3 separate regions of the Homo sapiens genome follow, and regions 2 and 3 are each linked to region 1. A link is a contact called in ENCODE Hi-C or POLR2A ChIA-PET data. All regions are on one chromosome and are shown on one strand. Each heading gives the region's core, a stretch centred on a gene start or an enhancer-like site at or near the end of the contact. The rest is flanking DNA. Distances are from core to core; before and after follow the strand shown.

What was found. Hi-C counts contacts between places; a loop is a spot of excess contacts on that map. ChIA-PET counts read pairs that join two places held with the same protein, here RNA polymerase II (POLR2A). Pooled maps may share reads with other maps.
Region 2: a pooled map shows a loop between it and region 1 (2.2-fold over the local background). The contact joins the enhancer-like site here to the promoter of DLGAP5 in region 1. A Hi-C loop is called at or near these places in 4 of 50 pooled maps. POLR2A ChIA-PET finds 5 or more read pairs at or near these places in 7 of 52 experiments (AG04449, AG04450, OCI-LY7 and 3 more).
Region 3: a pooled map shows a loop between it and region 1 (2.3-fold over the local background). The contact joins the enhancer-like site here to the promoter of DLGAP5 in region 1. A Hi-C loop is called at or near these places in 1 of 37 single-sample maps with no recorded cell type and 5 of 50 pooled maps. POLR2A ChIA-PET finds 5 or more read pairs at or near these places in 5 of 52 experiments (A549, Caco-2, PC-9 and 2 more).

Annotation. Positions count from the first base shown.
Region 1 is chr14:55,189,318-55,193,756 of GRCh38, reverse strand. DLGAP5 (DLG associated protein 5) reads left to right here and starts at 2,172. Exons shown (of 19, transcript NM_014750.5): 1 at 2,172-2,294. It overlaps LOC105370508 (a long non-coding RNA gene), which reads right to left and starts at 2,084. Exons shown (of 2, transcript XR_943888.3): 1 at 1,955-2,084. RefSeq lists enhancers at 1,876-2,428, 2,429-2,982.
Region 2 is chr14:55,396,374-55,400,812 of GRCh38, reverse strand. It overlaps ATG14 (autophagy related 14), which reads left to right. Exons shown (of 10, transcript NM_014924.5): 2 at 3,379-3,441. It also overlaps a transcript of FBXO34 not described here. Among named protein-coding and RNA genes, the nearest start is that of ATG14, 13 kb to the left of the region's middle. Within about 2 kb of position 1,937, at least 5 of the 41 ENCODE cell types and tissues checked have a DNase peak (open chromatin) inside an H3K27ac peak, as active enhancers do; they include PC-9, where a contact is called at or near this core.
Region 3 is chr14:55,324,794-55,329,232 of GRCh38, reverse strand. The region is part of intron 1 of FBXO34 (F-box protein 34); the gene reads right to left. Among named protein-coding and RNA genes, the nearest start is that of FBXO34-AS1, 55 kb to the right of the region's middle. RefSeq lists enhancers at 541-1,042, 1,852-1,991. Within about 2 kb of position 1,857, at least 3 of the 41 ENCODE cell types and tissues checked have a DNase peak (open chromatin) inside an H3K27ac peak, as active enhancers do.

The DNA of each region.
Region 1 (4,439 bases), core at 923-3,422:
TTAACAAAGAAGCTGAAATAATTTAAAAGAAGCAGAAATTCTAGGGTCAAAAAATATAATTGACATGCTGAAGAATGCATCAGAGTTTCTTAATAGCAGAATAGTTTTCTTTTCTTTTTTTTTTTTTGAGACAGGTTCCTACTTTTTTGTCCAGGCTAGGGTACAGTGGTGCGATCATAGCTCACTGTAACCTCAAACTCCTGGGCTCCAGTGATGTTCCCACTTCAGCCTCCCAAGTAGTGGGACTAGAGATGTGCGCCACCATGCCCAGCTAATATTGTATTATTATTATTATTATTATTTGGTAGAGATGGGGTCTTGCTATGTTGCCAGTGCTGGACTTGAACTCCTGGCCTCAACTGATTCTCCCATCTTGGCCTCCCAAAGTGCTGAAATTACAGGTATGAGCCACCATTCTCAGTCTCTTTTTTTTTTTTTTTTTTTTTGAGATGGAGTCTCACTCTGTCACCCAGGCCAGAGTGGAGTGGTGCGATCTCAGCTCACTGCAACCTCCACCTCCTGGATTCAAGCGATTCTCCTGCCTCAGCCTCCTGAGTAGCTGGGACTACAGGCGCGCACCACCACACCCGGCTAATTTTTGTATTTTTAGCAGAGACGGCATTTCACCATATTGGCCAGGGTGATCTTGATCTCTTGACCTCGTGATCCCCCCGCCTTGACCTCCCAAAGTGCTGGGATTACAAGCGCAAGCCACAGTGCCTGGCCAGAAGGGTGAACATTAGAGACTGACAACCCCACGTGCTGGAAAGCATGTGAAACAAGTGGAACTCTTATATGTGGCTGGTGGGAATTGTAAAATGGTACAACCACTTTGGAAAACTGCTTGGCAATTCCTTACAAAGTTAGACATGGGTGACGGCACCCGCCTATAGTCCCAGCTATTCAAGAGGCCAAGGCTGCAATGAGCTATGATTGTGCCACTGCTCTCTAGCCTGGGGGACGGAGAGACCCTGCTTCTAAAAAAAAAAAAAAATTTTAAGTTAAACATACCCAGAATGACCCAGAAATTCCACTCCTGTATTTCCTCAAGATAAATAAAATATGCCCACAAGGACTTGTACGAGAATGGTTATAGCAACTTTGCTCATCATCACCAAAAATTGAAAGCAATACAAATCCATCAACTGGTGAATGCATAAAGTATTCAATGGAATGCCTCTCAATAACAAACACTACTAACTTCTGGTTCACGCAGACCCAAAAGAGTACCTATCACCTTCATTTTTATAGTGCTAGAAATAAGAGGAGTGGTTGCTGATGTGGTGGGAGATGGACAGGAAAGAAACAGGCCACTCTTCTGAGTGATGGAAATGCTCTACGTCCTGATTGGGTGGTAGTTACACAGCTGTTTACATTTACCAAACTCATCAAATTGTCCACTGGGGGGGAAAAACTATTATTTTCACTGTATACGAAAACTTCGCCTCAACAAAAAATGAACTAAAAAAGAAAAAAAAGGGGAGGGGGGCTGGCGACGTTGAAAAGTAACGCTAAACTATGTAAGGATTTGATAATTGGGGTAAGCCTTTTCTTTAAAACGTCTAGTAAAGAAAACATTCCAAGAAGGTCTGCTAGATTCTGTGACTAAACAAGGACATTAAAAAGCCCTGAATCCAGCTTGGTCAACGTAGTGAGGCCCTGTCTCTACGGAATTTTTTTAAAGTTAGCCAGGCGTAGTGGTGCGCGCCTATAGTCCCAGCTACTCGGGAGGCTGAGGTGGGAGGATGGTTTGAACACAGCAGCTCAAGGCTGCAGTGAGCAGTGGTCGGTGCCCACTATACTCCAGCCTAAGGGACAGAGACCTTGTCTCAAAAAAAAGAAAAAAGAAAAAAAAAAAAAGCCTTGCGAGCTCTGGGGGAGATTTCCCGCAGCCCAGCTTTGCCAGGGACCCAGCCTCACCCCTCGGGCTCCACCGCCCACTCCCGCCCTTCACCTGACGTGAGCGCCCCGACTGCTCCACTCCTTCTCATCCCGCGTCGCGGTCCCGCCTATTTTCCCTCTCTCACCCATCTTTTGAACTGGCCCTTCACCTTTCAATCAATTCAAATATCGCACGGAGCAAACCAATCGCAAGCCTCGTTGAGTGGAAGGGGTGGGATCTTCCCCGGAAGTGTTGGTTAAAGCCCCTCCAATCAGCGGCTCGGTGCGGCAAGTTTGAATTTCGTGGAGGCTCGGGTTGTGAGGGTTCCTGCTTCGGAGTCGGCGGTGGTCGTCCAGACCGAGTGTTCTTTACTTTTTGTTTGGTTGAGGTTTCACGCTAGAAGGTGGCTCAGGTAGGTGGGTGCTGGAGAGCTGGACGGAGAACACTGGCCCGCTTCCGTTGAAGGTCTAGAAGGGTCTGAGGACCGGGGGCTGCGAGCGGGAGCAAGTCAGAGGCAGGCTCCTTTAGGACCGTGTTACCTGCCCTTCCCGAAGCTGATAATGCGAGCCTTTAGAAGAGTCCATATGTTTGCCCTGACCTCTGTAATAGTCAGCGTTTCACCACCGGGGCGTAATTGACCTTTGGGGTGAAACTGTTCTTCACTAGCTCCGACATTAAATTCCCGTAGCTCTTCCCAGGTCCCATGGCAACTAAAAACGCCCGGTTGAGAACCTCTAGTCAAGCAAGATTAACGCATTCTGGACTTTCAAGCTGGAGGAAACGCCACTCAGCCAAACAAAATTTAGGTGTGTGTGGAGCCAGGGCTGCCTTGCTTGGGATCCCAGCTTCACCACCTTTTAGATATGCTAATGTGAGCAGTTAATTGACCTCATCTGTATGAGAGCGATAATAGTTAACTACCTTTCAGGGTTATTCTGATAATTGTACCTTTAATGTTGTCCTCGCTCGCTCTTTCTCTTGCTGTGGATAGTGCTATCCTGTATTTAATACATAAGTCTTAATTTTTCTTCAATCTTTAGCGAATTAATATTGCAGGAGATAAATAGTAGAAGACAGTTCTTTATGAAAAGCACAGTCCATTGTCACTTTCCTTGGGTCTTAGAGGAGAATGTTATTAGCATGCAGGTCAGACAGATTCTCGTTTTTTATATTTTGTTGATTGCTTAGAATCATGTAACAATGTATTGCATTACTTGTGCCAATTTTTCTATTATCTGGAGTTTTCTAGTGGATTTAGTTAATTCTTGTTGAAGAATATACCATAGTGTGTCTATCACAGAGCCTCCCCCTTACCTTTTTTTGTTTTTGTTTTTTAACTGCCAAGACTTCTGAGAATCAGTATCCTTTCTCCAGTTTGGCTTGGTAGTTCTCTATACCAGCTACACAGGTGACCCCCTCAAACTTTCTAATTTTCTTTGTTCTCCCTAGTTGGATCTACTGACGTCGTCTTTATTGTCCTCTTTTGTTTTGCTTGAATACATTCTCAAAGATCTTTCCAAGAAAAAGGCATGTGCCAATTAAACTATATGATTTTGTGCGTGTGTGTGTGTGTGTGTGTGTGTGTATGGCTTTTCTTTTTTAAAATTTATAGAGACGGGGTCGTGTTATGTTGCCCAGGCTGGTCTCAAACTCCTGGGCTCAAGCAGTCCTGCCTCGACCTCCCAAAGTGGTAGGATTACAGGCCTAAGCCACCGTGCCGGCCTAAACTGTATGATTTCTTGTATGGATGAAAATAATGGAGCAAACTGATAGGGTTATTGTGAACTATATATTTGGTCTTGTTCTGTTTTCTGGCAAACAACTACTAAAATCCTTGGAGTCTTCAAAGTGGTACCTTTTTGTATGCTAATGATTGACTGATAGCTGGATGCCTCTAAATAGCTTCAGGATTGGGGCTGGTCACTAGACAGACCAAGGCAGGATTTCTCGAGAGTTGGCATTTTCAGCCCCACCTCACAACCTCTGGGGAGGGGAGAGGAGCTGAAGGTTGACTTGATCACCAGTGGTCAATGATTTAATCACTCATGCTTATGTAATGAAGCTGCCATAAAAACCAAAAAAAAACACCTGTGTTTGGAGAGCTTCTTAGGTGAATACATGAAGGTTCCTAAACAGTGGTGCTACCTGAGAGAGCATGGAAGCTCCTTGTTCCTTTCCACATACTTTGCCCTGTGCCTCTCTATCCAACTCTATCTGTATCCGGTTGCCTATTGATTATCCCTATATGACTAATAGGTACCTGGTGTGGGGTTTTTGTTTGTTTTTGGTTTTCTTTTGGCTTTAGAAGAAATGTTAGACTACCTGCATTCCTCATCATGGGTAAGGAAACCCTTGTGTACATGGTCCTTCACTTAACCTATTTTCACCTTTATTTCACGCTTTTCTTTTTGCAGTGTTCTCTGTGGTAAGCCCAGAGCCTCTTTTATTCTGGACTATCACTTACTGGCTTTCTCTTCACTGGTCAAGCAAGTTCCTATTTAAAACCCCCAAATAGGTAGCTTCTTATTCTCTGATAATCTTCTTCTCACTTTTCAGT
Region 2 (4,439 bases), core at 688-3,187, 210 kb before region 1:
CCTGCCTCAGCCTCCCAAGTAGCTGGGATTACAGGTGCCCGCCACCACACCTGGCTAATTTTTTGTATTTTTAGTAGAGACAGAGTTTCGCCATGTTGGCCTGGCTGGTCTCGAACTCCTGACCTCAGGTGATCCACCCGCCTTGGCCTCCCAAAGTGCTGCGATTACAGGTGTGAGCCACCGCACCGGCCCAGTTTATTTTATTTGTAGGAATTTCTCATGGAGAAACTTGAAAGCCTATAAAAGTGCACTAGGCTATTCACTTGTATCGTTACTGATCATAGTGAAAATTTGGAAGGAAGAATGGTGTTCACCTGTAGAGGTTTATATAAATAAATTATATGGTGTCCATCCAGTGAAATGCCGTGTACCTATTAGTGAATTAGATCAATATGTTCTGGCATGGAAAAAGAGACCAAGATACTTTATGTGACAGCTGCAATTTGGAAAACAATATGTGAAATATGGATCCCCCTACACACACTTTTAAAAACTATATATATAATATGTATCATTAAATTTGGTTTGAATATAGTGATACTCTATTTTTCACCTCTTGGAAGCTGTATTGAGAAAGCACAGACTTGTGGAATGAATTTTTTATCTCCTTCTGTGAGTGGTGGGATGGAGACTGCAGAGCCTGGATGAGTGACTGAGTGAGCAGTTGCAGCCCTGACCCACGCATGTGGTTTGGTATCATTTGCTCTTTTGCTTTACTGACACCACCTATTTTTGATTTCTTTCATGAAGGAGGACGTGACTCATGAAGTATTAGGTTGGTGCAAAAGTAATTGCTGTTTTTGCCATTCCTTTCAATATTTGATACACTAGGACTTATCTTTTGTTTGTTATTCCTGCTGCCATCTGTATATTTGTAAGAGTTTGTTTCTTTTGTGTTTTTAACAAAGTCCAAGAAAATCAACCAGCTCACTATTAAGCTAGACACAGTTGTCTGTCTTCCCAATTTGTTTTAGAGCAAAGTGGCATTTTTACAACAGACCTCAAAGGAGAACTTTTATGGCCTCTGAAGTCAAGATTTGATTTTCCCTGTCAGTCCTTTGCATGGTTTGAGATTGCTAACTTGTGAGTTTATTATTTTCTAATTATCAGAACATAAATCACCCTGTTGTCTCACTGATATAAAAGTAAATACTATATTAGTCTCTCATTTTTGATACAAGGAAACAGAAGCATATAACAAGTGATAGGTCCAAGAATTCACAGTCAACTGCAGGAGAATTTATAATTAGATTTCTTAGTATTCTGGAGGATGCCTTGTTTTGTGTTGCAGGTACATAGTAAATGCCTGATAGACTGACTGATGAATCTATGGGTTCATCCACATTCCACATTGGTTTCTGAGTTTTCTAATACTGGTTCATGCTGTTGCCACCTTACTGGACATTACAGTGCTATTCAGTAGAACTTTCCACAATGATGGGAATGTTCTGTATGTACACCATCCGGTAAGTCATATGTGGCTGTTGGAATGTGGATGGCAGTACAACTGAGGAACTGAACTTTTAATATAATTTTAATTAATTTAAATTTAAATAGTCACATTATAAGTATATAATTCTGTCACATATAATATTGCCTATTTGCTTTTTCTGTTTAATGTATATTGTGCATTTTCAGTGACTATTAAATTTGTTAGGGTCATGATTAGACCATTTTATTTATTCCTCTTAGAAGCAGACATCTTGGGGTATGTTTCCAACATGGGATTACAGAAATAGTATTTTAGAAAGACTTCTTTGTCCAGAATATTTTTAGGTCTGTTATGGCCTGTTGAATTGTTTTCCTTTTTGCTGGGAAATAGCCAAAAGCCTATTCTTGAACACCACATCATGTTACTGCAGCATGAGTCATTATCCCTGTTCCCTTGAAAATGGTCAGTGGGTCACGTTCACTCCACAGTCAGTTGTATGATGTTAGTCATACAATTTTTTTTTTTTTGTCCATGCCCTTATTAAGCAGCAAGCCACATCTTAGGCACTCAGTAGCCATGTGTGGCTGGTGGCTACCACATTGAACAGCACAGATCTAGAAGACATTTATAGAACACTGCCCAACAGCTGTAGAATACACGTTATTTCAAGTACGCGTGGAACTTTCTCCACGGCATACCATATGCAAAGCCATAAGACAGTCTCAGGTTACAAGATCGAAATCACACAATATATTTTGTAACTACATCAGAATGAATTAAATTAGAAACAATAACAGTAAGCTACCTAGAAAAGCCTGTATATCTGAAAATTAAACAATATGCTTCTAAATAATGGATGGGTAAAAGAAGGATTCTTATGGAAGATTAAAAGTTTCAAACTAAATGATAATGAAAATACACAATATCAAATCTTAGGATATAGCTATAACAGTGCATAGAAGGAGATTTTAAACTTCATGTGATTATATTTAAAAGGAATAGAAGTTTAAAATTGACCTGAGTTATCACCTTAAACTGCAAAAAGAAAACAAAAACAAAAACAAAAAACCCAAGTAAGTTGGCAAGAAGAAAATAAAGATAGAAAACTGGCAAATAGAAAATAATAACTATGCTGGGCGCGGTGGCTCACACCTGTAAGCCCAGCACTTTGGGAGGCAGAGGCGGGCAGACCACCAGGTCAGGAGATCGAGACCATCCTTGCTAACACAGTGAAACCCCGTCTCTACTAAAAATACAAAAACAAAATTAGCTGGGCATGGTGGCAGGCGCCTGTAGTCCCAGCTGCTTGGGAGGCTGAGGCGGGAGAATGGCGTGAGCCCAGGAGGCGGAGCTTGCAGTGAGCCAAGATCGCACCACTACACCCCAGCCTGGGTGACAGAATGAGACTCCATCTCAAAAAAAAAAAAAAAAAAAAAAGAATTACTGCAATGTGATACCTCTTCTTTTTGATAACTTTTACAAGTAATTTTTTAGCCTATGATAACTAGCAATAAAATTAGTGAAAAAAAGTCTACAATTTTTAAAAATTTATTATAAGGAATCAGTTTATAGGAGAGAGCAGGATTGAATCCAGATTAGTAATTAAAATTTGTTTTCTAGTGAAAGCATCAATTTCCTTGAATTCAAATTCACTTTAGTGTTCTGATGTGCCTGTTTTGACAAATAATTTAATCTGGGCGGAAGATATCTATAGACATATTTTATAAACACAGGAAATAATTTTAAAGTTGAGGATTTGAGCTTAGTTTTAAAAGAACCAAATGGTTAGCAGTTGTGTGCACCCCGTTGAGAAGACGTGTATTTACTATCAGGACAATGACATTTTCACATGACTCTGCAGAATGATTGGTTCTTGGGAATTTGCATAGTCTCATTGAACTGAAAAAATGACCATTTAAATAAGACATTGAATTTTTTTGTTACAGGTTTATCGACAAGAAGGAAAGGTTAAGCCGACTTAAGAGCAAGCAAGAAGAATTTCAGAAAGAGTGAGTGTTTTGTTTTGTCTTTTAATTTGTGGAGGTGATCTAGTCAACATTTGGTTGAATTCAGTGCTGTGGTATGCAGATATACGGATTGCTAACTTACTGAATTTAGGATACAACCTCTTAAAGTGTAGGAAAGGAGTGCATGTGGGAGAGGTAAAGCAGGAGAAGTTACCAAGTTTCTAGAAAATACTGGCCTCAGATCCGGTGTGTGGTATACAGTAGATACTCAGTGAATCAAATCCCTGGCACTGATAATTGATGTGTGGGTCCAGGACAGTCAGCATGATTAGTAGACTTAAATTAGTGCTGGTGGCTCCCATAGGACATTACTGCTTCCATTTACCATTCTTCTTTTGTCCATATCAGTATTTTACAACATATGGTCTGCACATTACCTGTATCAGAATTCATTAGCTGAGTTAATGGTTAAAAATTCAGATTCTTGGAATCCTATCCTCAGAGATTCTGATTCAGTAGCTCTGGGGAGAGGCCTAGGAATCTGAGGTTTGTTTTTTTTGTGGGGGGGAATGGTGGGAATCTGAGTTATTAACAGGCACCCCTGATGAATCTCTGACCCCCTAGGATTGAGAATTGTCCTATAGAACCTTCTGGTATAAAACCTGCTCCCTAGATGCACCCTAGAGGTTTGCATCTCTTGTGCCTTCATTCAGTTTCTCTTTACCTCAGTGCTTTTCCTCTTCTCTGAGCACGCCCTGCCCAACTCTCAAGGTTCTAAAAGGGTTGTCTCTTTTGTGGCATCTCCCCAAACCATGCCAACGTGGATGTCTCACACCCCCGATGAAAACAGTTAATGCTCAGGCCACTGATTCCCAAAGTGTAACCCAAGCTTCTCTAGAGTTTGCAGTGGTCTGATAAACACATTCATGAGCAATTTAAATCTACCAGGATATTCTGTATTAGAGAAACTTGCTTGAATTTATTTAACTCTGCAATTTCCCTAATTACTCAAACACAAAAACTTTATTTTTCCCATAGAA
Region 3 (4,439 bases), core at 608-3,107, 140 kb before region 1:
AAACATTCTATAAAATTAAATTGAAACAATTTTAAGACTGGGACAATATATGAGAAAAGAACTCAGCTGCATGAATTTTAGAAATAAACCACGTTTTAAAGACATTTTTCACAAATCTCCCTCAGCCCTTTCCTGGGCCTTTAGGCTACTCCACTCTCTAGGAACTTCTCATTAAGTACAATCATTCTGCAACAGGATTGATTGATACACGGGGGGGACAATTTGAGTAAAATGGGAACTGTTTGCTAATGTACTATACTTTCTGTGAAGAATACTAGGTACACATACACAAAGGCATACAGCTGGACCCAGCCCCATGGGAATACAAAATGCACACATGCTTACATCTTAAACATCATTTTGAAAACACAGGCATCAAACACACACCCTATCATACTGTTTTCCTGGAAAATTTAAAATATCCTGTGAGTTCACTGCAATACCCCAGGGCACCTCAAACAGTTTAGGAATGAATACCCCGACTGGATCTCACAGCTCTAAACATTACCTACGTGTTTCTCCAAGTGGCTAACCCAAACCTCTCTCCAGGACTACAAGTTTGTATACAGTAGTTTATCCTTATCCATGGTTTTGGTTACCCAAGGTCAACCATGGTCCAAAAATAGTAAATGGAAAATTCCAGAAACAATTAAGTTATCAATTGCACCCCATTTGTAGAAGTGTGATGAAATCTCTGCTCCATCCCATGCAGGATGAGAATCATTCCTTTGTCCAGGGCATCCACGCTGTCTAGGCTTCCCAATGTGTTAGTCACTCAGTAGCTCAGTAGCTATCTCTAGGGATCAGCTCTATTGTTACGGTGCTTGTGTTAAGGTAACCCTTATTTTACTTAATAATGGCCCTAAAGCGCAAGAGTAGTGATGCTGGCCAATTCACATATGCCAAAGAGAAGCCTTATAGTGTTTCCTTCAAGTGAAAAGATCAAAGTTCTCGACTTTATAAACAAAAAACATCGGCCAGGTATGGTGGCTCATGCCTTAATCCCAGCACTTTGGAATGCTGGGGCAGGTGGATCACTTGAGGTCAGGAGTTCGAGACCAGCCTGGCCAACATGGCAAAACCCCATCTCTACTAAAAATACAAAAAAATTAGCCGATCATGGTGGGACACACCTGTAATCCCAGCTACTCTACTCGGGAGGCTGAGGCACGAGGCAGAACTTGGGAGGCGGAGGCAGGAGAACTGCTTGAACCCAGGAGGCGGAGGCTCCAGTGAGCTGAGACCACCACCACACTCCAGCCTGGGTGATGGAGTGGGAGTCTGTCTCCAAAAAAAAAAAAAAAAAAAAAAAAAAAAAAAAAAACCAACAACAACAAAGAAAATCATATGACGAGGTTGCTAAGATCTGTGGTAAGGATGAATCTTCTGTCCATAAAATTGCGAATGAAAAAAGATTTCGTGCACAATATATATAGGGTTTGGCACTACCCAAGGTTTCAGGAATCCACCGGAGGCCATGGAACGTATCCTCCAAGGATAAGAGGGGCTACTGTCTATTCGAAATCTCCACTTGGATGTCAAGCACCTTAAACTCAACATGTCCAAAGTAAAAATCCTGATTCCCTATGCACTTTCCAGTACTACTCTCCAAAATCTTTCCTATTTTAGTAAACAGCAACATTTTTTTCCCAATAGCTAATGCTATTGGAAAATGACTCCATTTTCCTCTCACAAACCACATATGCAAATCCTGTTGGCTCTATCTTCAAAATATATTCAGAATAAACTACAACTCACCACCTCCACTGCTACTACCCTGTTTTAAGTCACCACCATTTCTCACCTGCACTTTGCTTCTACTCTCAAACTCCGCAGGCAGAGTGATCTTATAAAAGGGGAAGTTCCATCATCTCATTTTCTGTACCACACCCTTCAATGGTTTCTAAGATGCCCCCTCTCTTTCTCATGTTCTACTCAAATCTCTCCCTTTTGCTTACTCTGCTCCAATGAGACATCTTGCTGCTTCTGGAACACACAAAGCACAATCCCACCTCAGAGCCTTTACATGTTGTGGTTCCCTCTGCTCCTTCCCCAGATATTTACCCGTGTCACTCTTTTGCATCCTGCAGGCTTTTGCTCAATGTCATCTTAGAGAGGCACTCCCTGACTGTCCTCATATAGTACTATTCCCCACACTCCCTATTCCCCTTTTTCCTTGCTATACATTCTCTGCAGCACTTTTTTCCCCCTTTCTGACATGTGTCCATGGTACATCTCTCTCCACTAGATCATCTGTTCTGAGACAACAGACTTAGTTTTGTTCACTGCCATATTTAACAGGCCCAAAATAATAACGTTATACACACTCAAATACAGAATAAAAATTATACCAGCTGTTTTAGGAAGTAAAATTATACCAACTGTTTTGTCCTCATTAACATCAAAACATCCCTAAAGTTTGTATTATTGAGAGTTTTCTATCCTGCATTTGAAATTCTCTCCTTCTCCTAAAAATAAAATGTAATGCTCTTTTTGATCATCGTATCCATAAACAAGAGATCTGACTAATCCAAAACGAATTATACTTTGATTTTCCTGGACTCTTAAATTCTATTCATAAGCTAAGAAACTAGATTGCCCTCTATTACGAGCTACTGGGAAATTTATTTCTTACGCTCTCTAAAAATCATTTTTGGACAGCAAGTCTCACATCTTGATCTATGATTTTTTCCTCCTCACCAAACCTGCTCCTCCAGACTTTAGCTTCAAACACAACTGCTAAGGAAAATCTCTAAGATGTAGGCCCCAAACAACCTTGTCCCACAGCAAGACCTAAGAAAAGGCACTTCAAAATCTAACACAACATATTTAGACCAAAGATTACCTGCAGCCCTCACCTAGGCAACTCGGCCGAAGTCTAAAAAAGCACATTTTACTTCTGCCTCATTTAATTATCTAGTCCCCCAGATCTTCCCTACTAGTTGTCTTTAATGTGAATGGGGAGAAAGGGGAGGAGACAGAGGGAGGGAAATGGACCTTAATAGGAAGCTGTGTGATTATCTTCAGAAATAAAGACTGGATTTGTTTCAGAGCTTTGTAATATGACAGAACCTCAACTCGGGGGATTTTACTTCCTCTACAAACTATCTCAGCTGTGCTTTGTGTATGCTAAGGATGTTTAGAAACACCTTGAATAGGCCATGCTGTCAAGTGTACAAAAAAGGTATTTGGATTGTTTTAGATCCTGAAACCAATGGACCAGAATCCTGCCCCACTTCAAGAATGAGTTGGCTCCTTGTTACCACGGTAATAAGCGCCCCATGAATGGGGATAATTTGCCACTTTGCTGAAAATTCAAGCATTCTATAGTTTTGGTTTTTTAACTGAGAAACGAGGTGGGAGGAGCAGCAGAACCAATTATAGAGTACATTTAAACAACACGTAAAGGAGTGTGTTTCTTGATTCTGAATAACAAGATTTTAAATCGTTTAGTTTACAGCCAGGCATGGTGGCTCACGCCTGTAATCCCAGCACTCTGGGAGGCCGAGGTGGGCGGCTCACCTGAGGTCGGGAGTTCAAGACCAGCCTGACCAACATGGAGAAACCCCATCTCTACTAAAAATACAAAATTAGCCGGGCGTGGTGGCACATGCCTGTAATCCCAGTTACTCAGGAGGCTGAGGCAGAAGAATTGCTTGAACCCAGGAGGCGGAGGTTGCGATGAGCCGAGATCGCGCCATTGCACTCCAGCCTGGGCAACAAGAGTGAAACTCCATCTCAAAAAAAAAATAATTTAGTTTACAAGAAAAAAGAAGGGAATAAGAGGACCAAAGAAAATAAACATGTTAGACTGTATTCTAACATGTACAGCTCTACACCATCACAACTTAGCACTGCAGATCTTTCAGAACAGATTTTCAGATTGCCCATAAACACACAAATCACATTAAAATATTTATAAGTCTAGAAGGTTCCTATGCAACAGTCTGGTTGGGAAGAAAAATCCACTAAAGTAACTAAGAACCAACTAAGGCAAATAGTACTGTGCAAGCCCAATGCTGCTAAAATATAACAGATTAAAGAAGCCATATGTCAACAAATTCTTATAGGGAAATAATAATATTCAGCACTATTAATAGACTGAATGTTCATTCCCCCACACCCAGGACACAATTCATATGTTGAAACTTAATCTGCAATGTGAAGGTATTTGGAGGTGGGGCCTGTGGGAGACAACTGGGTCATAAGGATGGAGCCTTTGTGAATAGGATTAGTGCCCTTATGAGACCCAGAGAGCTCACTCGTCCTTTCGGAGATGATCATCTAAGTGCCAGGATGCAGGCCCTCATCAGACTCCAAATCTGCTGCTGCCTTGATCTGAGACTTCTCAGACTCCAGACTGTTCAAATAAATTTCTGTTGTATATAAACCACCCAGTGTATGGTGTTCTATAATAGCAGCCCAAACAGACTAAGACA